Regions from separate parts of the Homo sapiens genome. Here region 2 is linked to region 1. The links are chromatin loops, found by intact Hi-C in ENCODE. Cell type or tissue: PC-9. All regions are shown on one strand. Each heading gives the region's core, and the rest is flanking DNA. Links, peaks and the distances in the headings are about the cores only. Region 1 has its middle 26 kb from the start of MIR2114. Region 2 has its middle 110 kb from the start of EOLA2-DT.

Evidence for each region. Peaks named below come from ENCODE experiments on the same cell type or tissue, not always from the same donor. Only the 100,000 strongest peaks of a DNase experiment are listed, where the experiment ranks them.
Region 2: a loop joins it to region 1, with 4 times the contacts of the local background. A loop is called at or near these places in 3 of 110 quality-filtered maps.

The regions. Positions count from the first base shown.
Region 1 is chrX:150,196,028-150,208,839 of GRCh38, reverse strand. No RefSeq gene overlaps it. Among named protein-coding and RNA genes, the nearest start is that of MIR2114, 26 kb to the left of the region's middle. In PC-9, for the core only: no CTCF peak of the experiment used is centred there; a DNase peak (open chromatin) is centred at 7,699.
Region 2 is chrX:150,043,390-150,056,201 of GRCh38, reverse strand. No RefSeq gene overlaps it. Among named protein-coding and RNA genes, the nearest start is that of EOLA2-DT, 110 kb to the right of the region's middle. In PC-9, for the core only: a CTCF peak has its summit at 5,611 (motif pointing right); a DNase peak (open chromatin) is centred at 4,921; H3K27ac peaks cover 2,158 bases.

The sequences.
Region 1 (12,812 bases), core at 2,853-10,852:
AAGGTAATCCATGGTGATCTGGGATGCACCTTGATATGGTAAAATACAAAAGATTGGAAGGAAGTGATTCTCATAGAAGTCAGGGATGAAGGAGGGGCTCGACTGTGACTTGTAGGGCATGTGGGGGCTTCTGGGGAAGCTGTCAATGCTGCATTTCTTGAGCTGGGTGATGCTTACACTAGTGTTTACAACAATTTGTTTAGCTGCATATATATGTCTTAAGCACTTTTCTTTGTGTGCAATATTAATATTTAACAATAAAAAAGGCTTCATTAAAGACATTTAATGTCTTTAAAGATCCCTAAGTCATTAAAGATCCCTAATGTCATTAAAGATCCCTAAAGCACCTTAGGGATCATTTCGGACAGATACAAGTATCCTCCATCAGACTGAGTCCCACAGGCAGTGAGGCCAAGTGGCACTCCAGACCCTAACACAGGGCCGACCCAAAGCAGGCACAATGAAGCAGGTCTAGTTGATAAAATTAGAAGGACTGTTTCAAGAAGTGCTGCCTTCCATCTGCTTTTGAGGAGGCATCTGGAAAGAGGGGAAAGCAGGCAAGGCACATGGCCTGCTATACAGACTGCCAACAAATGGGACACAATATTGAAAACCAGGACTGTGGTTCCACAGTCATGGTGTTGTCCAACCCCAAGTGTTGTGTTTCAAGGGCTGCTATTTGCAGCTTGGGGTAGAGTCTGTGGCCCCCAAACCTTGAAAATACCTCTGGGGACCCTGCTGGGAATCTAGCTTGGCCCTGATTGGCCACAGAGCAACAATTGCCCAAAATTATGCCTAGAAGACAATGTGGTGTTGCCTTCTAGAGTTGTGAGGTGCAGTGCCCCTAGGGGAGATTACCCATATGCTGGTGGTGTCATTCCACCACTGTGCCTTCCAGGAAAGAGTAAGCTATGACTTCAGGCCATGGCCACAGCCTACTCTCACTTTATCTGTGGACTACCCACTTGTGCCCTAGGAGTCTTCTCCACTAAACATTAAAGAAGGCAGAAAGGACTGCCGTGTTGAGCAGAAGAACTTGTCCCTCTGGGCAGGCCACTATGGAATCAAGGGCTGAAAGCTGCTGTGAAATACAAAATGTAAGCATTCATGTAAGCCACTTGGGCTGCTAGTAAAAGGACCACAGTTACTAACCACTTCCAGACATTGGCCTGTTGGGTCAGAGGTGCCTGAGAGAGCATCTGAGAAGAGGCGGGAGCCCTGCTGAAATTTCTGATGGGGACCTGAAATGCAATAAAAGGCTTAGGGGCTAGCCATGGGAAGAGGAAGGCCAAGCTCATGGCTTAGTGGGCATTGCCATTGTGGGCAGAAAGAACAGCTGAGTGAACCACCAGGGTCCCCATATCTCTGTCCTGAAGTGGGACCCCTACCTCTAGTCCTGAATCTGTAGCCCCCAAACCTTGGAAAATACCTCTTGCAGAGGACCTTGCAGAAATTTCAGCTTAGCCCTAGCTGGCCACAGGGCAATTGCTGCCCAGAACTGTGGCCACTCACCTCTTTGGGCCCCATGTGGGAGTGTTGTCTTCTGGTCATTGTCTTTGTTATTGGTTCTGTTTGTTTTTTGCCAGTCAATCCATTTTCCTTTCAGGATGTTATCTTCTAACTTATTTTACAATTTAAAATTATGTTTATCTACCTTTTGATTTTTTACTTGTTTTGACAAGGGAGTGGGGGCAATGTCAACACGAGGGAAATAGCTCTGAAATGAATTCCTGGTCTAGACAAGGGAGGCAGGAAGGAGGCCCTTGGTAGAAGCTGCATTTCAATCTCAGGGAATGCCCCTGACCATCAAGCCATTCTGCTGGGCAATGCTATGAGCTGCTGTCCTTTGTCAATTCACCTTTGGAAGTCCAAGGAAATTTCTAGATGTTTCTGACAGCTAATGACTAGAGCTTTAGCAGGGGACAACTGACCACAGTAATGTGGGGAAGGCAATGAGTGAGTCCAGCTCCTCATCCTGAGAAAGCACCCTTCTCACTACCACCCTGAGACCCCATGGAAAGGTGACCCTGATTTGGTTATACAGATTTGCATAACAGAAACCAGATGGCAGGAACTCCCTTAGCTGTGCAGTCAGAACCCATTCAGGCATTGATTCCCTAAAATCCCTTACCTCTTCTAAGCACATGCAAGATCCTACCTGAGGTTGGTGTTCTTCAAGAAGAGGGGTCGCTGGGAAGCCCACAGCCCTGAGAGGTACCCCCTGCTACTAGCATATATCCTTCATAGAGCAAGAGCCAGCTGAGGAAGGGGCAGCCTCCAAAGGGGACAGGCTCCTTGAGTCCCTGGAAGGACTTCATTACAATCAAGCTCTCAGCAGCCAAATTTCTCACACCGTATATCTGTCCAATTGCAACCTGGAAACCTGACTTACTTGCACAGCATCCCCCACGATCGCATATCACCGCCAAAGGCAAAAGGTAGGGACTTGAACTCAGATCCCTGTCTTTTGTGTACAGTGAGTGCTGCTAGCCTGCACACCACGAGATGTTCTGTTCTGGTACATCTCTTCTCCCACGTGAACTGAGGTCAAGTTGAATTGGAATGACTATGACAGCCAATGTCAATGAAGAATGGGATGCAGAGGGCACAAGAGATGAGCTGCCTTGATTAGTATTTGTCTCAGTAACCTGTGTTTGTTGTGAAGAGTAAGGCATCATCATTTCCCAAGCTCCAAGGAAACGCTGTTCCAAAAAGAGTTGCTATTTTTTGAATTGTTCTACTCCCGTGCTGCTGATCTCTTGTGAGACCCTGGTAGCAGGACCCCACACTGAGCTGTAAGACACTCATCTTGCTATGACAACCCCTATCTTCTGTATCACAATCTATGGAATGCTCAAATTTGGCCAAATTGTGGACAGTGCTCAACATAGTTAGCATTATTGTGAAAGTTTCCAGAAGGTTACAAGAACAGCCAGATCCCTGATTGGAACATGAAGACCTGGCTGAGATTTCTATGTTCTCTAATCTGGTGATGGATGAAGAGGGTTGGGAGGGGGTGTCCCTCCTGAGAGCGTGGGCTGAGCCTTCATCTCAACTGAGAGAAGGATGCTGGGGCAGGAGCATTGCACCTTCTGGGGGTTGAGATAAGGAAAAGGGCTACGTGGGTATGTATGTTAACTCTCAACCTCCAAGTCAAGTGCTGAGGGCTCAGCTTGGGGATTTGCAGACAGTCAAAAGAGTTCTCCCACACTTGGACACAGGAAGGGGAAAATCACACACCGGGGCCTGTCGTGGGGTGGGGGGAGGGGGGAGGGATAGCATTAGGAGATATACCTAATGTAAATGACGAATTAATGGGTGCAGCACACCAACATGGCGCATGTATACATATGTAACAAACCTGCACATTGTGCACATGTACCCTAGAACTTACAGTATAATCATTAAAAAAAAAAAAAAAAGAGTTCTCCCAGACATGCAGGGACAGAGCGTCAAGGCATTCCCCAGCCTGAGGCCTGGTGGGGCCCCCAGGTGGCAGGAAGAAGCATGGAGGAACTGAGTGGCTAGGACTGTGAATCCCAGGAGCAGCCACTTCACCCAAAGCAGCTTGAGTTACAACTCTGTTGATTGACTGATGACCTCTAGGCCCAGTACATATTGCTTCACAGAGCCTAGAGAACAAAATGTACCCAAGAGGTAGGGCTGGGGCTGCTCTCTCTTTTCTTGCCAGAACTGAATTCTACTGTGTCCTGAGGAGGCCTGGGCAGTTTGTGTGGTGTCAGGGCCAGACGCTTGGCACAGCCTTTGGCCTGCCCACCAGGGGCACTCTAAGCCACATGGTGCCATGGTTTCTGTAAGGGGATTCCTGGGCAGCCCATGTTAACAAATGGGAATGGATTCTGGAGAGAAAGAATGGGGTAGACCCCAGATGGTGATGAGATGACAGAAACATTTGTGAACACTTATATAAGCTCCTTTGGGGACTCCCTGAAATATTCAGGGGGTGGGGAGGGAGCCTGAAATATTCAGGGGGTGGGGAGGGAGCCTGGGTGAATAGATAGGGCGAGAAGCAGGCGACTAGCTTGTTAATGTTCTGGGACCCTATCTCTGCAGGCTGGTGAGGTCCTGAACTTATAGATTACAGGGTAATGGGAAATCTGTGAGGAGGAAGTGCTGGAGTGTTGAGGTGCAAAGCTGCCGCACACCCCACGAGCCCTGTAAAGCAGAACCCGTGGCCAGTTTCAGGGTGCGGGGGTTTTCTAGATTTCCAGCCCCTGCTGCTCCTCCACTTAGACACTACATTTATTTATTCTTATATTGAAAGAAACACAAAGTAACTCATTTTATTTATATTCTTAATAAGGAAACAAAGTTTCCAACATGTAGCAGCAAAATAATAACAGCAACAATAACAATGTGTGCATTACCAAACACACCTTTTAGTTGAATGGAAAACCTTTTACTTTTTTTAACTTTTATTTTAAGTTCAGGGAAATGTGAAGGTTTGTTACTAGACACTATATTTATTCAGAGTGCTAAAAATGGTGGCGGCAGCCTTGTTCCATGCCAGTTGAGTGAAGCTGAAGCTTTGATGGCTGGAATTCCCTTCCCCTAAACAGTTCTCATTCAGCAGGAGCCACATGAAATTCAGGTGTTATTTGGAAGATGGAAGTGAAGCCAGTGTCTCTATCTTTTGTCTCCTCTTGTTGACATGGGGCAGCTGCTCTGTGACTTCCAGGAACCCTGAACATTTTTGCCTTCATGGGGCCCTTCTTCAATTACCAATAAATAATGATAATTATATTTTATGATTGTGTTGGTATAAAGATGAATACATTATTATATAAGAAAATATTGTCTTTAATCTAAAAGTTCATTTCTTTCCTTCTGATTTTAAAATAAGTTTAATTATCTTGTGTGTCCTTAAAAGTCTCATAGCCTACTGTACCTAATGGAGAGGTTGACCCTGAAAGGGCCTGGAGCTTGCTTGCCCATGCTGGTTCTCAGGGATCAGTGTTTGGGCTTGGAAGGAGCAAGGTTTGCCCATGGACTAGATGAGGCAGCACAAAGAAATGGGTGGATTGGCTGCTTTTTGTCTTTGGGATTAAAAATAAGTCTATTGAGTGTTGTGGAAAAATCACAGTCTTACAATTTAGATGATCAATTATGTGGGAAAAAACAATGTCCATGAGAAAAAATCAGCACTTTTTAAAATTATTTTAAATAATTGTAATTATAGCTAACCTTTGTTAAGCACTTATTACAAGCCACATACTGGGCTAAGCCTCACTCCTTTCACCTTCACATGAAACCCATTTTAGAGACCAAAATGTTGAGGCTGCAGGCTGATGAGGCAGCGGAAAGTCAGAAATGAAGACCATAAAAGAATAGAGACCAATTGGTCAGTAGGAAGAGGAAGTGGGGAGAAAGGATTCAGGAACAGACACTCAGGGATTCCCCGTGTTCTCATATTTGCCCTTCTAGAACCACATTACATGATATACTAATAAATAGGCTTAGGACAACAGCACAGAACCAGATGTAAAAGTTAACAGTTTCATTAACACTTTTCAAGAAAGGAGGCTGTACTTGCTTCTGATTTTCTTCTCAGTGATTTCCCAGGCCAACAACAGAGGGCATTGTCATATTGAATGAAGAGGACCCATCTGGAGACCTCTGGGAAGTCTTAGGCATCAGGTCCTTCCCAACTTCCCCAAGGGACCGAGCCAAGGCAGAGCTTTGTGCTCTGAGAGAAAACTGTGCTTCCTGGCTCCAGGGTAGAGAGGCCTCAGTCTGGCACAATTTCACAAGAGGGACTAAAAGGAAGACAGGAATGTGACCGGCTGTATTCTACGTACAAGGATGTGGCAACTCTGAGGGAGGAAGTGATCTACTCATGGCCATATAGCTAAGTAGTGACCAAATCAGGATAAGAGCCACGCAGTGTGACTCTAAGGAACACCACAGCACGTCGCCCCTCACAGGGAACAGAGCTGGCATTGGCTGCTCATCTATTATGTGCCAGGGCTTCCACGTATTGTCTTATGGGAGCCCAACAGTGAGTAGGGGAGGAAAGTCATGCTCAGGCCTGCTGTACAGATAACGAAGCTGGCTAGAGTGCTCAGTGCGCAAAAGGGAGAGGGAGGCACCAAAGTCTCAGAACTGGCAGGAACCTGCATGCCCTTCTGTTCAGCCTTCCGTCCACTGCTTTGAACTCTCAACTGGTCTTCCCATCGGTCCCCTCACTTTTTATTGTGGTATATGTGTGTGTCTCTGTGTGTGATAAAATTTGTCAGTTCATATTTTTAGTGTACAATTCAGTATACTTAGGCATTAATTACATTGACAACATTATGCAACAATCACCATGTAATTGCAGAACACTTTTATCACCCCCAAAAGAAAGCCTATACCCATTAAGCAGTCACTCTCCCATTTTTCCTTCTCCAAGCTCCTGACAACCATTAATCTGCTTTCTGCCTCTGTGGATTTGCCTATTCTGGATATTTCATATAAATGGAGTTATACAACATGTGGTCTTTTGTGACTGGCTTCTTTCACTTAGCATCATGTTTCTGAGGTTCATCAGTGTTGTAGCATGGATCAGTACTTTATTCTTCTTTATTGCTGAATTGATATTCCATTATGTGGACATAGTGCATTTTGTTTATCCATTCGTCATCAATGGACATTTTAGGTTGTCCCTACCTTTTGGCTATCGTGAATCTGTGATAGACATTCATTGTGGGGAAAACTGTTTCCAATTCTCTTGGCTATGTATGTACCCAGGAGTGGAATTCCTGGGTCATATAGTCATCCTATGTTTTTCTGAGGAACTGCCAAACTGTTTTCCCAGTGGCTGTACCATTTTGCATTCCCACTAGCAATGTACAAGCGTTCCAATTTCTGTACATCCTTGCCAACACTTGTTATTTTCTGTGCATGTGTTGTTCTTTTTTTTTTTTTTTTTTTTTTTTTTACCCTAGTGGGTGTGAGGTGGTATCTCATTGTGGCTATCATTTGCATTTACCTAATGACTAGTGATGTTGTGCATCTTTTCACATACCTATCGGCCCTTTTTCCATGTTTCTGAAAAAAAAAACAAAGCATCCTTACTGGGCCTCCAAGGCCCTGCCCCACTCCCGGCCGCACTGAATGGTCCCTGGCCCTCCACTTCCACTCTGGCACCAGCCACCTGGGCCTCCCCTTCCTCATGTGCACACACAGTTCCTTCTGCCTGCGAGTGGCCTCCGTGCTCCCCTCCATCTTTTGGCTGAGCCCCTACTGGCATGCCCAGAGCATCATCTTGCACTGCCCCTTGGTGCGCCTCATCCCAGTGATGGGCTTCTTGCTTCTTGCAGTTTCCTGAGGGCAGGTGCTGCATCTGGCCCGTTCACTGGAGTGACTCCGGTTCCTGGCTGAGGGCTGGAAAAACAGTATGTTTGGATCCACAGCACCAGATGGAAGACTGAACTGAAGTTGTGCAGGTTTCCTTCTGAAAGACTGGGCTCTCTTGCCCAAGAGGCACTGGCGGTTCCATCTTGGGACTCTTCCTGCTCCAGGGCACCGAGCACCCAGTATTAGGACAGCAGGATAGATGAGGCATCCCCACCGTCTCCCATTGACATCTTTGGAGCTGCCCATCCTCAGCTGTGGTCTGCTATGACTCATGCCCTCAAGGCAGGATGAGTGTTGTCAGCAAGTGACTCATGGACATAGCTCCTCAGCCTTGGCAGCCTTGACAGCCAGCTAGGTCTGATGACATAGGAGAGAGAGCCCCACAGTGGGAGGCAGGGACCACAGTTCCGGTCCCAGTCTGTGATGACTCAATGTGTGATCTGGGGCCTTCACTTCCCCAGCCTGTAGAGTCTATCTGAACCACCTGTGGATCCCTTTCAAAAATGCAGCTGGCTACACTCCCACCCCTGCTCCGACCCTGAGATTCTGATTTAGTGGCTCTGGCATGGAGCCCAGGAAATCTGCAGTGTATTCAGCAGCCCCAGTGCCGCTGATGCTCACCCCGCCTTGGAGAATCTGCACAAGCTGCTCTGAGGGCCCTGTCCATCTCCCAGACTTTGGTACTAGAATTCTAGAATTCTTCAGAATTCTGAACAGTTTTCACTGGGCAAGTTCCAAGAAGTTCCTTGAAGGAGGAATAAGCTCACTTTCTGTTCCCTGAACACCTATCCTGGGTACCCACCCAGTGGGAGTAGTGGGACATACTGTGGGGCAGGGTGGCTTAGAAGCTCAGCCTTCAGCCTGTCAGCCATGGAGAATGGTGGCAGGCCCAGGGGCAGGGTCTACTGGGAGTGGAGCGCTGGGCGCTTGTGGCTGCAGCACTGTAGAGGGCCTGAGGATAGGGCCACCTGTGCTACTGAGCTCAGAGTTTCTTCTACTGGAGTTGCCACACATTCTGCAATATGCACCCAAAGACATCACCTCCCCATTTAGGGTGGTCCTAATGGACTGAGGCCTAAGCTGAGGCTTCCAGCAAACCTGCTCCACCATCTGCTGGGTTTTTGTTTAGAGCAGGGAGGAGGCCCACTCTTTGTTGAGGGCTGTGTTCCCAGAGGGGAGCTAAGCAGCACCTTGATGTGGTTGGGAGTTTGAAGGCTCTGGGTTCCCCATCCATTTCTACCTCCGCACCATCTTGGGCAGTCCAGCCACCCTCTCTCAGGCGTGGTCTGCTCCTCCATGAAATGAGAATCCCATTAGTATCTGACTTAGGATTTCAATGATGCTTAAGTGAGAGGCTGTACAGAAAGGGATCTTTGCAACAGTCTTCCTGTTCTTTATGGCAGAGGAGAAACTCCACTAGACCTGCTGGCTTCAAGCCATGGCTGCTCTGCCAAGCTCCAACCATGCCCCCGGGAAGGCAACTCCACAAAGATGAGCCAGTCTTAGGGCAAAAAACTGTGAGAAAAAGCTGGAGAGAACACAAATTCCCAGGGTCAGGGGGAGGCTGGCAGAGGCAGCTACAGGAGAGAAGCTGCTTTGTAGAGAGCCATTCTGATCTAGTGCCGAGCAGGCACACAGAAGACCAGAAACATCCAAAGAGAGCTTTGTAGCTTGAGGGACCCCCAGAGGGAGTGACAAGGCTGACAACAGGTAGGGTGGGGGCATTTTCACAAACCTGGGTTCCCCAGGCCCAGCAACCTGAGGCCTCCTAGCCTTGGCCTGCCCTTGGGAGCTTTGCAGCTGCTAGACACTGCTCCCTCCTCTTGATGGAAGGTTGAATTGTGGGCTAGAATCCAAATATGTGGCCACTGTGGACTCAGGGGAGAGGGGGCTGCAAGAATGGGTATCTCCAGGGAAGAAGGCAGAGTTGGGCCAAACCTTGGGCCCCCAGGCCCAGACTCCAACAGAGACGCTGTCCTCACATAGCTCTCCTCACAGGGGGCTAGTCTCTGGGCAGAGAACAGGATATTAGGCCAACGGCAGCTTTGGGAGATGGGGAGGTGGGGGAGCAGCTGCAAGAAGGCCTCAGGCTGTCCAGACTCTGGCCAAGGCCACCTTCCCTCCCCTCACAGGCAGGCCACCACCCAGAAGCACAATCTGCTCATCTCTGTATTGGATTTGTAAACCACACCACGCCCAGGGTCTCCAGCGGCTCCAGGCCCTTGCCTGCAGGCCGCCTGAATGGCTCCCAGTAAATCCCTCCAAACTAAGTGTGGACCAAGTCACCTCCTGTCAGAACCCTTCATGGCCCCTTCTGCCATCTCTACCTCTATAGGAGCCTCTGAATGCTTAGGAGTAAAGAGCCATTGAGGAGCTGTGAATAATATAATCAGAATTTTAAAAGCATATGAGAAGTGGTGCTAAGAGGTCACTCTGAAGCTCCAGGGCAACTTCTGTGGTTTTGACTGCTTTTACTGCCCGGAGTACACCACCAACTGCCAGTTGTTTTTGAATCATAGTCACTGGAGTGACTAGACCAAGAGGGTTCAGGGCTATTGTTTTCAGAACTGAGCCTGTATGAAGACAGCCCAGGGGCTACTGGCTCTTTGGCAGCTCTGACTTACTACCTTTTGCTGGTGGCTTGCCCCTCCACCCCAGATTTTCTTCTCCCATCGAAGGGGACATCTAAGTCATCAGTGGCCTATGGAGGATATCATGGCCATGAGTGTGGCTCTCATGGTCAGGGTCTGGTCCCACTTGCTGCATACTTCCTGCTACACAGGAGGCACCTGATCTCAGGCAAAGAGGACACCAGTGGGGCTAGGCAAGGGTCCCTGGAGAGCATGCGTCTGCTACTACTATGCATTGGGCAGGGACTATGGCCCAGCACAGCAGAATTCAAGAAGCATAGGCACAGGGCAAGAGATATGAGCATGAGCTGCTGTCAGCCATCATCAATGAGCTGGTGCGGCACCTGAGATATCCCTTGTCTTGCTGGGACCAGCCATTGCCATTAGTGGCTTTCTGGGAGGTTGTCTGGGATCAGGGGCTCTGCAGCCAAATGAAACCTCCCTGGACTGCTGGAATGTCCTCTCTCAGGACAGAGTCACCTTGCTCCTAGAAAAAGACCCAGGAAGGCACCTACCTTTCTTCTGCCTCCTCCTCCTCAGCACTCCTTCCTCCAGGCGGAAAGCACTATCCTGTCCAAACTGTCCTGGCTTACAGAATGCTTACCCAGTGTGCATGATGGAACACTGATCCCCACAACTGCTCTGGAGAAGGATAATCTTCCCATCTAAAGAAGAGGAAGCTAAGGCCTAGAGAGGAGAAGGGACATTTCAAGAACCCAAGGTCAGAAGGAACCATAGGCAATAGCCTCATCAACTACCCCTACCCCACCAGCCCAGACCTGGCAGAGGATTTCAGGTTAAGCATCCCCAGCAGAAGCTAGTTTCAGGCCAGGTTGCTTTCTGCTTCTGGGGACCCTGGATGTCTACACAATGACTGCAATTCTTCCTTTTCTGATTCGATTGGCCATCTTCCGGAAACCACTGGGCCAGGCAGAGTGGAGGTGAAGGGAAATTACTACTCATAACCCTGATGTATTTCCTTTTCTTAAATACAAATTACCGCAGCCCCCAGCCCTAGTCAAACATAAAGGGAAGGAGCAGCTCAGGCAGGTGTATCCTAGTGCTGCACACTTGATGTCCATATTGCTGTCTGCTCTGACTCTGGGCAGGTTTGTTTTAATTAATCAAATTGCTATCAATTCATAGGCTTCACTTGACAGCCTCACCTTCTAATGCGGTTAAGTCCAAAGCCTGAAGCTCATGGGCCCTGAGCAGGTCTGACAAGGAATGGAGCCAATCATGCCGCCTTGACCTTGAGTGAGTCACTAGAAGTTCCCTGGGTGCCACCTGGCAGGGTTTAGGCCCTTGGATGGCTCACAGGGTCAGGGTCTTGGGAGCAGTGTGGTCCACTGTATGTTTCCTGAGGCTGCTGTAACAAGTTACCACAAACTAAATGACTTAAAACAACAGAAATGTATTGTCTCACAGTTGTGGAAGCCAGAAGACTGAGATCCAGGTGTTGGCAGGGCCGTACTCTCTTAGAAGGCTCTAGGGGAGACTGTTTCCTTGCCTCTTCCAGCTTCTGGATGTTGCCAGCATCCTTGGCTATGGCTGCATCACTCCAGTCTCTGCCTTTGTCTTCACATGGCATTCTCTGTTTTTGTTTTGTTTTGTTTTGTTTTTGTTTTTGTTTTTGTTTTTTGAGACGGAGTTTCGCTCTTGTTGTCCAGGCTGGAGTGCAATAGCGTGATCTCGGCTCACTGCAACCTCTGACTCCCGGGTTCAAGCGATTCTCCTGCCTCAGGCTCCCGAGTAGCTGGGATTACAGGCACCCACCAGCACGCCTGGCTAATTTTGTATTTTTAGTAGAGACGAGGTTTCTCCATGTTGGTCAGGTTGGTCTCGAACTCCCAACCTCAGGTGATCTGCCCGCCTTGGCCTCCCAAAGTGCTGGGATTACAGGTATGAGCCACTGTGCCCAGCTTTGTTCTGCATCTTTCTCCTTTCTTCTAAGGACAATTGCCATTGGATTTAGGGCCTACCTGAATAATCCAGGCTTATCACATCTCAATGTCCTTACCTTTATCACATCTGTAAAGACCCCCCACCCTCTTTTTTTTCCAAATAAGGTCACGTTCAGAGGTTCTGAGGGTTAAAGCTTGGACATATCTTTTTGGGGTCCACCCTTCACCCCAGTACATACACTCCCACTGATGGATCACTGACTTCCAAGAAGTCTGGCTATCAGGGCAGTGTGGCCTTTGGCAGGATCGACTGACACTTTCTCCTTTCAGAGCTAAAGTGGCTGAGAGCCTGAGGGGAGGAGGCTGCCTGGCCTCAAGTTCCCCTGGCAAGTGAGGCACGTAATGGAGGAGGGCAGGGACTTGTCTCTCAGCCCCTAGGCTCCTATTGTCTGGATAAGCCTGCTGAGCTCTGAGCCAGGCCTAACACATTTACATGACACAGGCATTTGTCAAGGGAATGAGCCCTTGGGGTCCCTGGACACAAGGCAGGGCTGAGCATTGGATGGGGTGTGACTCTACTCCCAGATGGCACTGGGAGGCCTTGTCCCGCTACAGGCCTCAGGCCCCTCAGCTGGAAAAGGAGAAGATCTTAGGGGTTTTTAGGCTCAGTGAGGATCTTAGGAGGTTCTCCCAGTTTGGATACCCATGGCTGCCTGAGAGGCCACTGCAGCTCCCTGCTCTTAGAGTGAACACACTGGCAATATCCCTTCTGCAATTTCAACAGGGGCACCTTGGGTGGCCTGGGACTCATGGGTCCCCAGGAATGGCCCATAACCCTTACAGGAATCCAAGCCAGAGCAGAAAGACTTTATAGTTTATTGTCTGGGTTAGGCGCAGAACAAAGTTGCACTCTAGACAC
Region 2 (12,812 bases), core at 2,335-10,334, 150 kb after region 1:
AAAGTTATTATATATAACTATAGTTATAATATGTAACTATATATTATATATATTATATTATATATAACTAGTTATATAATATATTATAACTAGTTATATATATTATATTATATAACTAGTTATAATATATTATATAGTTATAATATATATTATAGTTATAATATATAACTATATATATAACTATATATAATATATATAACTACTCTGCCATTATCACATCAATAATATATATCACAACTAGTACTACTAGTTGTGATATATATATAAAATGACTCTGCCATTATCACAATTAATAATTCATTATATATAATAATTCATATATATATTCCTTGTGAATTGTATAAGGAAAATATATATAGGCATTATCGCTATATGAGAAGATAGAAGAACTGAAAAACTGAAAGGTATTACTGCTAATAAAAAGAGAGAAGATGGGAAGAGAAGTCAGTTTGGGGAAAAAAAGATGAGGATTTTGAGACATGAAGTTTGGGAAGTCAGCCAAAGGACCAGGTTTAAATATGCAGCAGGAGGCTGAAGACTCAGACTTGGAGCTCAGAAGAAATGTCAGAACTGGAGAGAGATTTGGGAGTCATCTATACAGATGCCTCTAAAGAGCAAAGCCTTGGGATTAGATTAATTTTCACCAGAAAAGGAGAGGGCAGGGCCAGGTCCAAGCCCTAGAGAATATTTATATCACACTGGGGTGCTAGCGGTGGTAGGGAGGAAATGGAAGAGGTAATGGTGAGGAAGCAGGAGGAAAAAAAAGACTTGGCTGGGTGCAGTGGTTCATGCCTGTATTCCCAGCACTTTCAGAGGCTGACATGGGTGGATTACTTAAGCCCAGGAGTTCGAGATCAGCCTGGGCACCGTGGCTGAAACCCCGTCTCTATAAAAAATACAAAAATTAGCCAGACATGGTGGCACATGCTTGTAGTTCCAGCTAATCAGGAGGTTGAGGTGGGAGAATCACCTGAGCCCAGCAAGTTAAGGCTGTAGTGAGCTGTGATCGTGCCACTGCACTACAACCTGGATGAGAGGAGTGAGACCCCGTCTTAAAAAAAAAAAAAAAAGAGTCAGAAAAACACAAGGAAACCCAAAATAGTTTTGTCTTACAGAGGCCAAAGAGGGAAATAATGCCAAGGAAAGAGTGGTCAACAGTGTTAAATTCTACAAGGTTAAGGAGGATAAGGCCTCAGAAAATGCAACTATCTCTTACCCCAAATTCCTACCATATATCCAAATTAATTTGAAGCTGATGGTGACCTCACTAACAGTGAGCCTGTAAGACACTGTCTTAATCATCAGCTTCCATCTGTTCCTTCATTCATTCCTTCCCTCAATCCCCCACTCCCCAGTCATTCATTTAACCAACATTCACTGAGTGTCTACTCCAAGCCAAACCCCTGCTATGTTCTGCAGATATTGAGACAAATGAAATATCGTCCCTCCAGAAGCTCACAGCTTAATGAGGAAGACAGGCCTGGAAAAATAATTACAGCATAGTGTTAACACTTCAGCAACGACTTATTGAATGTATATTCTGGAGCAGACACTATGGGAGGCACTAGAGATACAAACATAAACAAGTAGTTGTGCCTGCTGGGAGCTCAGAATATAGCTTGGAAGGCAGATAGAATTATAACATGTTATGATACGATGTAGAAATAAAAGGAACATACAAATTATATGACAGCACAGAGTAGGAAATGAGGCTTATGAGTAAGTCCTGTGAGGTAAGGGATATTCATATGCCCATTTTACATATGAGGAGATTGAGGCATGGGGAGATGAGGTGATTTGCTCAAGGCCATATAGCTGTGAGTGGTAGAGCCAGGGTTCAAGTGTGGGTTTGTGAGACTCAGGAGTTCAGGCTTTACCCACTCTGCCATACTGCCTGAAGGCCTCTTCCAAGACTTCCCATGCTCTTTCCACTGTGCCACCCTGGTTGCACCTCCCAGGGCACACAGTAGGTGCTCAATGAGTGTTTGTTGAATGAATAAATGGATAAATGAATGAACTGTGCAACTACATAGGGTTGCTGGGAAGGTTCTGAGATAAATACTTGGTTAATTAGAGGTCATTGTATAGAGTCACTGTGTAGGATGGCAGGTGAGGACAAAAAGACTCCACACCCAAGTGGGAATCTCTGCTGTGTGGGCCACTATTACCAAAGGAGAAGTCATATCCAACAAATGTGTTGGGATAGCTAGAGACTGGCATCAGGGAGCTCTGAGAGTAGAGGGAAGGGCGTAAGTCACAGGGGCTGGAAGGGGAAGCGCCAAAGGCCAGGCAATATCTCAACCCCAGAGTGCTCATGCTGGGAATGCAAGGGTCCAGGGCCCAAAATCTAGTTACCCAAACTGGGCCACTAGGTCGGAGCCAGGTCAGCTTGGTCCTGAGTCCATCAAGCCATTAGCCTGAGGTTTGAGAAAGCCCTCTGAAAATGCGGGATGGTGGGGTGAGGTGGGAAAGGAGAATGAGAGGGATGATGGAGAGGAGGAGGGGAAAAGGAGAATAGCGAAGGCCAACATTTACCAAATGCTGATGTGGGCCAGGTGCTTCACTAAGTGCTTTCCAGGCTGTCAGGTTACCCTCGTAATATCCTATGACAGATACTTAACTTCCCAATTTTCTTAGCTAAGCTTGCCAGCCAAGGGCAAGGGGCTCTGCTCTCCTCTTCATGCACCTATGCAAGCCCTGCCTGCAGGTAGCAGTGGCCCCTGCTGATGGCTCTAGAGGAGACAAGTGAGCACAGCAAAGAAGTGTGAATCAGCTCCAAATGATACTTTCCCATTACAGAGAAAAGGGGCTTGGGTGGGAAGAAGCAAAGTTCCAGTCTCCTCCTGTGAACTCCTGAGGTTGCCAATCTCCAATCTGTAACAATGAAGATGCTGACAAGGTCATGCACAGGGCTTCTGCCATACAGCTTAGAAAGCCTTTTACATACATGACTTGATTATTATGCCCCCTTAGTGAAAACAATTAAAAGACAAAAACAACAATAAGATGGTTTTTGGTCATGGAGATTTTCCCCAAAAGATTATTTTTCTCCACTTCAATCCATGTATATTTCCCAGATGTCCTCTGGTCTTCTGCAATTTCTACTAAGAATTTCAGCTATCCCAACAAGGATGTTCAAACATCATAGTTTCTACTAACATATGGAGCCCATATCTCTTGGCTCCAAATTCATTTCCCTTTCCACCACATCTGGCACCTATGCTGCCAAAGGGATAGGAGAAGGAAAATCAGGTTCCACAGGAGCTGGGGTGTTATTCTTAGATTTTTTCCCATCAGCCCCCAATTCAATTCCCTTTTCCTACTCAGATCCCTACAGTTGGAGCTTCCACCTAGAGGCTAAGGCTCACTCCAGTTCCCTGACCAGCCAATTCACAGGCATGAAGTCAATGCCTGGCTTCAGCCCTGGGCTGGAGCATTAGAATTAGGGTGCTCTCCCCTGTCTGGGACCCCCTAGAACAGCTGCCTGAAAGATCTGTAATGCTCCCAGATTAGAACTCTTCCCAAGCCTACCTCTTACACTGACCCATGCTTAACAGCTGGTCTTCTGCCTTAACTCCCACTCTTAAGTCCTAGAGTTGTCCTGCCTACCTTCCTACCCTCCTTGAAAACTAAACGCTAGCCTAAATGAGATATCATCTTACTTAAATCTTCCTTCAACACCTGGCACAGAGGATGGTCCTCAATACTAGACTAATGCTGGATAGATGAGTCACTCTCCCTGCCTTGTTTTTGCCCACCTTTCTCTCTGGAACTGGCACCTTGACTCAGTGGCTAGGGTGTGGCCACTGGTTAGAGGTCTTGCAGATGATGATTGCCCAACTGGCAGAAGAGCCAAGTAATACCCACATACTCCCTAAGCTGTGTGATTTTGAATAGGTTATTTAACTCCTCTGTGCCTTAGTTACCTCCTATGTAAAGTGAGGAGATAATATTGCTGCCTCACAGGATTGTTGTGAGGACCAAAAGAATTAGTGTATGCTAAATACTTACCAGTGTCCATACAAGTGTCTTCTTGTGCTATTGTAATTATTGTTATTATGTTGGTTATGCTGTATTCCTCAGCACTGACCATTTTCTAGAATATCACCGAGGCACCTAGGTCTGCGTGGAGAGTATTCTTCTCACCTTCTTGTCTGCCTTTGCCTGTAACAATGCCACTTTCCCAAGCCTGGGTCCTGGTTAGTGGCCATATCCAATACCAGGGGTCAGCCCTCTCTCCTCCCTGACTGGCCTGCTTCTGCCATTGAGGCCATGATTTCAGGTGCACGAGTCCAATGTTAGGACAAACAGCCACTTCTAAACCAAAGACCAAGTAAGCAAACCATTCTCTTTTAGGCTAGGAAGTAGGAGAAAGCATCATCAGTATGGTCTGAGAAGCAGCAGTCTTGGAGGAGTGAAGCAGACATACAAAAAGCTTGGCTGTGTCTATGGCAACTAGGTGCAGTTGTACAACCTCCCAAAGGCTAGAAAGCCCACTTCCCTTGATGGGAGGGCTGCCCTGGGAAGTGTTGGCCAACAGAACAGGGGTTGCTTTGTGGGGGATGGGGACCTGCCAGTGCAGCTCCTGACACACCAAAAGCGAATCCCAGCATCTCAGAAACTCAGCGTCACGTTCCAAAGAGAGAAAAAATGGCCTACCAAGAGCACTTGTTTATTGCTCAGAACCCTGGTGTAGCCCAGCTCTGCATATCTGCTGGCTAAGAGAATGTTTGACTAAGGGATGCACTCAGAGCTCATTTAGCCAATGAGCCTTTCTTCTACTGGTGAGAAAACTGAGGGCTTTTTCTGCCCTCTGCATGGCTTTTTAGAGGGGTTGCTCTAACCACATACCATACCATGAGCTTCACTCAAAACTCGTTGCAAACAATGCCAAGCCTTGGAAACTGTACCAAAGCACTCTCACCTTCCTGTGACTCACAGTGCTTGCTTTATTCCGCACTCACCTGACCAGTCATCTCAGTGACTGCTGATTTTGGTTCCTCAGTTTGGGCAATCCACTTGGACTTCCTCTGGCTTGTAGACTTGAAAATAAGTCTACAAGCCAGAGAAAGGCTTGAAAAATACCTGAGGGCTGTCCCTCAGGTATTTTTACTACCCTGGCTGTGCTGCCTCAGCCTGTGTCTGTAAAGAGAATCTCTCCTTCAGCCCAAGCCAGATCAGTCCCCTCATCTGCCTGCCCCCCAACAGATTTTAGATCTTGGGATTCAGACACTATGGCCCAGAAAAATAATGATAGTAACACAAGCTCCTTGTCAGAGGTGAGATATTTTGTAACCATTAAAATAAAGAACAGAAGAATGCTGGTTCAAATCTCAGCTCCAGCTCTGCAGAGCTACATGAGTCTGAACAAATTATTAAACCTCTCTGAACCTCAAATTTCCTCCTCCATAAAATGAAGACTAAATGTAATATTGTATGTACATTCCTGGAAATAGAAAGTGATCACTAAACTGTAGTTAATATTAGTAGTAGTAACAGATAATCTAATAACCTGTGCTTCTTCGCTATCTATCAAGCTGGTGCCACAGAGCAATTGTTCAGTATGTGTTGAGTGAAAAAGATGTTTCCCTATTCAACAGGCACAACCACCAGGTGGGGCAGGTAGAGAAGACTTTGGTCTCCCCAGCAATGGAGACCTGAGTCTGAATGGTTAAATGACTTGTCTCAAGTCACAATTACTGAGCAGCAGAGCTTGGATTGGGAACTTCTGTTTCTTGACTCACTGTTTGTTGTTTACTGTTTTAATTTGCCTGATCAAATTTAGGCCAGAGAGGAATTTAGAGATTATCTAGCATAATCTCATCATTTCAAGGTTAGAAAACAAGCCAGGGAAATCAAGGATGTTTCCCCTAGAGCTAAAGAGCTAGTCAGCTGGGGAGTACAGCATAGATCTCCTGACTCCAGCTTAGTGCTCTGTCAATAATGTAACAGCTTACTTTGCAAAAATCACCTCTCTGTTTGTAATTCAGCAAACACAGTCATTCTAGGTGCAGAGCTGCTATAGCTTTCTAGGAAAACACCCAAATGGTAACTGCAAAGGCCTTCTGCAATAACAGGCCCACCTTCAGTGTACCAGATTCATTCTTCATGGAAAGTGCACCTTTGGTGTGACTTGAAGGAATGTGTCAACATGAAGCCTGGTGACAACCAAGTGTGCCAACAGCCACAAGCTTCGTGGTGTGGAGTGCCATCTTTGAAGCAGACCCTACAATACCGCTGGTATGTAAAGCATGAGCTATGAGAAACAGCACCACTTGGCAGTTCCTTCTAAAGTAATAAAGACAGTTAAATGAGGCCCAAACAGCACAGGATATTATTGTTTACATGCAACCCTTATCCCATGGCTGTAGGAAATGGAGCCAAATTCCACAAGCCCTTTCATTATAAGAGTGCTCTGCAAGACAGAGGAGGCCAGCATTGCTGCTTGGTCTGCTGTTCTTTCTTGAAGTCAGCTTCATTTGAGAATGAAAAATGTTGTCCTTAGAATTCAAACTCCACAAAGGCACAATGCAGTACAGAAAGATAATGTTTTAGGATAGATTAATAATATTTATGAGATCTTTTAAATAAATTCCACTTAATTGACATGCACCAGCTCCTCCTTTCCAACAAAAATTACTTCTCAAAGAATTAATATATTAAGTTTTTACTCTGAAATAGCTCTTAAACACTCTTTCTTTTCATTGGTTTCTCTGTTTTCCTTTTTTTTAAATAAAATGCACATTTGTATTGCACAGCTTTTAAGATTTCATTTTCTTATAGAAATGATTTCTGAAACAGATATTAGAATTTGCATAAAAAAGCATTTAAGTTGTGAAATATGTTATTTATGTTTTCCTTATATACACTTTAAATTGCTTTGGAAAGAAATTTTTAAAATATATTTAAAGTGCACCTATTAACACACTAAATTGGAACTTATTTTTATTTGATAATACTGACGTCCACAAAGGCACAATGCAATAGAGAAAGATCATATTTTAGGATAGATTAATTATACGTATAAGATCTTTTAAATAAACTTCACTTAATTGACATGCACCAGCTTCTCCTCTCCTTTACAACAAAAATTAATGAGTTTATTTTCCACCATGGTCTGAGTAAGATAAAAGAGATAAAACAGTGACTTTCCTTGAGTTTAATGTTGAGAAAATATAAAATCATATATATCCAAAAAAAAAAGAATTCAAACTCCAATGTTGGGGAAATGTATTAGGTTGTTCCACTTGCAGTTAATCTGAGGATGCAAAAGTTAAATAAGCATTGTGTTTACCTCAAATGAAATACATAATAAGGAGAGGGCAGAGGTAAATAACTCATTTGTCAATGTAACTAGAAAGGGATCTCCAATAACTTCTAATTTAAAAGGTTTCGAATTTTGAAGAGTTTCTGATGGAACAGGAGAGGATGTTTCCTATAGAAGACAATCAACACCTTAGATTCTAATACCACTCTTTATTCCACCTTCGAAAAATCATCAAAACACGGTGATTATCCACTCCTATGCTATTGCACAATGGTGGCTACAGAAGCATATGATTGATGAAAGAGGCCTGACTCTATGTCCGTGGCATGCCCTGGTCAAGCACACAAATCAGGAGTACCTTGCCCTACTCCCCCAAGCACAAGCAAGTTAATAGCAGTGTTTGTGGGTAAATGCCATATCTCTTGGTTTTCTCTGCTTCTATTAGAAACAGCCATAGCCAGTCTTGGGTAAGTAGTCCGTCTTAACATGCTTGCTTGGGTCTTGGCAGTAGAGGAGAAAGGCCTTTCTGAAAGCACCATCTTCACGGCCAGTCTCCCAAAATGGTACCATTTCACAGTTGGTTTTACTCTTACTGCATTCACTTAACATATTTACTACAGGCCATGTTCTGCACTTGGCATTAGAGATAGGGAGAAGAATAAGAAAGGAAGCAATCAATTTTGTCTTGTGGAGGAATGATTGGGCTTGATACTATTTGAGCTGCTCCTGGAGGACATGAATAGTGCTTCAACAGGCATGGGGGTGGGGATGGAGTATTAATGAGAGAGAAGATGTAAGAAGGAAAGAAGCTGTCTAATGGCTCATACACTTATTTGCTTAAACAGTTCGAATCACTGGATTGTAAATGGCTGAAGCTGTTTTGTTGATGTGAATGAGTATATTCATGGAAAACGTGCTTGTTATTAAAATGACGCAATGCCTTTTTGCAAAAGACCGCATGTAGTTAAAAGTGCTCCCACAACTATGCCAGCTTCTAATAAACAGGAATTTGGTGTGTATCTAATTGGGTTTTAATGGCTCTGGCAAAATTAAGAACTAGAGTAATTTGATATGGCTTTTTTCATTCAAACTTTCTATCATCCTAATCTCCTTAGAAACTATAAAGTATAACTTACTTTCATCAGACTATAAGCAAAGCCCATAAGCAAAGGAAAAAATAATTAACCAGATATTTTTAGTTTTATTAGATAACAAATATTACAACCCTGGCCCAATGTCTGGTCAGTAATGCCACAGAAAAAAATCGTTCATTATTTTGCAGCCTATCGATGAGACATTTTACAAAAATGAAAATTATCTCCTATGCCATTAGATCTTATGTCTGTAAAGATGTATTTTACATCTGTACCCCTGGTGGTAATATGTCTATGTCATTAACTGGGTAAGAATCCAAAGCTGATGATCAATTAATTATTCTTCATTGTTACCATTGTTTTAAATTATCAAGGGTCTTCTAGGGTTCAGGAATCTCACCTTTTTAAGTTCCAATGTCCTGAAATGTCCTGAAATACATACCTACAGAATTTTAGGTAATTTCATTTTTTTATAGATAGAAGCAGTTATGCCAGTTCTTATCAAAATTGCAAAATTACAACTAGTCCTCTCTCTAGAACCAAACCCTGGCCATGTCACATAATCCAGAGATGGATATTTCTACCAAATAGCTAAAAAATGATGAGGAAACCACTGGAAAAACAGAAGAGCCTGTGGATAGGTCAGGAATCTGAGTAGGGTAAATTAGGGAAAAGGCAGCCTAGAAAAGAAGAGGGCCAAGAACAATGGACAGGAGTTAAGGTAGGAAAACAATTTTTTAATGTGCCCATTTTCTCTACTTACTACCCTGAGAACACCATTCTTTTCCCTGCTTTGCCACCGGGAGACATTTAAACAGTAGACTAGTACCCACTAGGTGTGAACTCAGGGCTGGCTGAGATGATGGGTACTAGATATCAACTGCATGTGGATTGGCCAGCCTTTAAGAGTTTTTTCCCCACTTCTACCTGTATCTCGACACCCTGAAAACTAGAGAACTACAACTACAGAGGATTCTTCTGAAAAAAAGCAATGCCAAGGCTGAGTTACCATTTGTTATGCTAGAGGCTCTCTCCCCAGCAACATAGCTCCCCACCATCAAACTTATTGGGTTGGGAGGCGCACTAGGCAAGGCTTAAGTTTTAGTGGCTCCCCATAGTTACACATTACAATCCAAGACAGCCAAAACCCTAGTGGAACAGGAGTTCACAAGGAAAAACGGCTAATGAATATTCACTGAAAAGCATAGTGGAACAATTGAGAATAGCAGCTGAAACTGGTGGAGGTTGTCCACTCTCCAGTACTAAGTGAGTATAAAAGGCCTACGGCAAGAAGGACTAAAGAGGCTGTAGGAATCTAGCCACTATGAGCTCTCAAAAATGACTTGTCAAGATTCCTTTCTAGGACAGAATACCACATTAAAGATAAGCTGCTAGGAGTGAAATCAAAATTGAGCAGGATCATTGCTTCTGCTTCTGATATGACTGAATAAACTCCTACTGATTGCAATCCTCCTGAAAACAGCAATTTTAAACACTGAACAAAATATAAAGAAACAATGATATGAAGAGACTGGAAAGTGAACAGAAGCAGACATATTCTTAAAAGGAGTTGACATTTGAATAAAGGTATGGCATAACATGAGCAACCTATTTTTACAGCTTTTAGACTGAGGGCAAGCCAAAGCTGCCAAGTGGCTAGCACACTAAGAATAAACTGACAATCATTCTGATATGAAGAACTAAAGAACAGAGCTTGGGACAAACTGAGCCACTGGACAGTTGTGGGGAGAATCCTGTAAAGGAGAGAGAGGGCAAGATAGAAGGAGCACTAATTCCTGTATATACAAACTATCCAAGTCTCAGTTGGCCCCTGAACCACACATACATGGGACAGACTTTAGCTAAAGATAAAAGCACTGAACTCACATTTTAGCTACCAACCAAGAGACAGAATTTAGTTTCAGTCTAACCAAGTTAACTGTCTGCTAAAACAATAAAATCAGTATTTTTCAGACACAGAACCCAGAGTCTCCATAATATAATATTCAGAAGACTCAGAATACAATCCAAGGTTACTCAATATATGAAGAACTAGGAAATTGTGATCCATTCCAAGAGATAATACAATCAACAAAGAGAAAACCTAAGATGATTCAGATGTTAGAATTAGCAGACAATAAATTTAAGGCAACTAGTAGAATTATGCTCAAAGGAGTAAAAGAAAGTATTTTCACAATAAATGAAAAGATAGAAAATCACAGCAGAGAAATATAAACCATAAAAAATGAAAATTACACAATTGGAAAATACAATATCTAACTTTAAAAAATCACTGAATAGGCTTAACAGCAGAATGGAAATAAAAGAGGGAAGTTTCAGTAAACTTAAGATGAAACTTTCAAAATCATGCGTTCCTATAGATATACAGAGAACAAAGAGAAAAACACACGAGAAAAAAAATGAACAAAGCCTCAGGAATGTGTGGGACAATATCCAAAGGTGTAACGTACATGAAGTTAGAGTTCTAGAAGGAGAGGAGGAGGAGGAGAATGGGATAGAAAAAAATTGCATGTGTAATGGTTTAAATTTCCCTAAATTTAAAGATTCCAGAGGCTCAGCAAATCCCAAGAGGACAGAAAACAAAGTCTTGGAATATAGTCAAACTGCTGAAAACCAAATATAATGAGAAAATCAAAAAAACAGCCAGAAAATAACAACATTTTACACACAGAGGAGGAAAAATGACTCAATTACTGACATCAGAAATGATGGAGGCCAAAAGAGACAAGACCAACATCTTCAAAGTGGTAAGAAAAAGAAGCCAACCTGGACTTGGGAAAGAACAAGGTGGTGGAATATAAACCTCTCCTGATGGTTCATCTGCAAGGACATGAATTTAACAACTATCTACACACCAAAAAAGCACCTTCATAAGAACCAAAATCAGGTGAGCACACACAGCACCTGGTTTTAACTTCATATTTCTAAAGGAGGCACTGAAGAGGTAGGAAAAAGTCTTGAATCACCAAAGCCACCCCTCCCTCATCTCCCAGCAGTGGCAGTGTGGTTCGGAGAGCATTCCTGTGTGTCATGGAGAGCAAGATTGCAGCAATTGTTAGGCATTGAACTCAGTGCTGCCCTATAACAGAAAACAAAAACAGACCAAACTCAGCTGAATGGAGGGAACATTTAAGCCAGACCTAGCCAGAGGGGAATCAGCAGTCCCAGTGGTCAGAACTTGAGTTCCTGCTAGTCTCGCAACCACAGGTTAAAGTGCTCTGTGTCTCTAAATAAACTTGAAAGGCAGTCTAAGCCAAAACAGCAGCAACTCCTGGGAGAATCCTAGTGCTGAACTGGGCCCAGAGATAGTGGACTTTGAAAGGACTTGGGTGTTGTGATCTAAGCTGTATCTAAGCCCCTTTAAAGCAGATTCAGCTTAGATAAACCAGAAAACTATTAGAACTGTTAAACAAATTCAGTAAAGTTGCAGGACACAATCAAAAGCAACACACAAAAATCAATAGCATTTCTATATGCCAACAGTGAACAATTTGAAAAAGAAATCAAGAGAGTAATCCCATTTTTAACAGCCACAAATAAAATTAAATACCTAGAAATTAACTTAACCAAAGAAGTGAAAGATCTCTATAATGAAAAGTATAAAACACTGATGAAAGAAATTGAGGATACCAAAAAAATGTAAAGGTATTTCATGTTCATTGATTTAAAGAATCAATATTGTTAAAATGTCTATACTGGCCGGGTGCGGTGGCTCACGCCTGTAATCCCAGCACTTCAGGAGGCTGAGGTGGGCAGATCATGAGGTCAGGAGATCGAGACCATCCTGGTTAACACGGTGAAACCCTGTCTCTACTAAAAATACAAAAAATTAGCCGGGCATGGTGGCAGGCAACTGTAGTCCTAGCTACTCGGGAGGCCGAGGCAGGAGAATGGCGTGAACCCAGGAGGCGGAGCTTGCAGTGAGCCGAGATCGTGCCACTGCAATCCAGCCTGGGCTACAGAGCAAGACCCCGTCTAAAAAAAATAATAAATAAAATAAAATAAAATATCTATACTACTCAAAGCAACCTACGCATTCAATGCAATTCCTATAAAAACACTAAGTAGAAAAAAATCTTAAAATTTATATGGAACAACACAAGACCCAGAATAGCCAAAGCTATCCTAAGCAAAAAGAACAAAACTGAAGGAATTACATTACCTGACTTCAAATTATACCACAGAGCAATAGTAACCAAAACAGCATGGTACTGTTATAAAAGCAGACACATAGACCAATGGAACAGAATAGAGAAACCAGAAACAAGTCCACACATCTACAGTAAACTCATTTTTTATGAAGGTGCCAAGAACATAAATTGGTGAAAACACAGTCTTTTCAATAAATGGTGCTGGGAAAACTGGTTTTATGTACAGGAGAATGACACTAGACCCCTACAAAAATCAAATCAAAATCAAATCACGATATA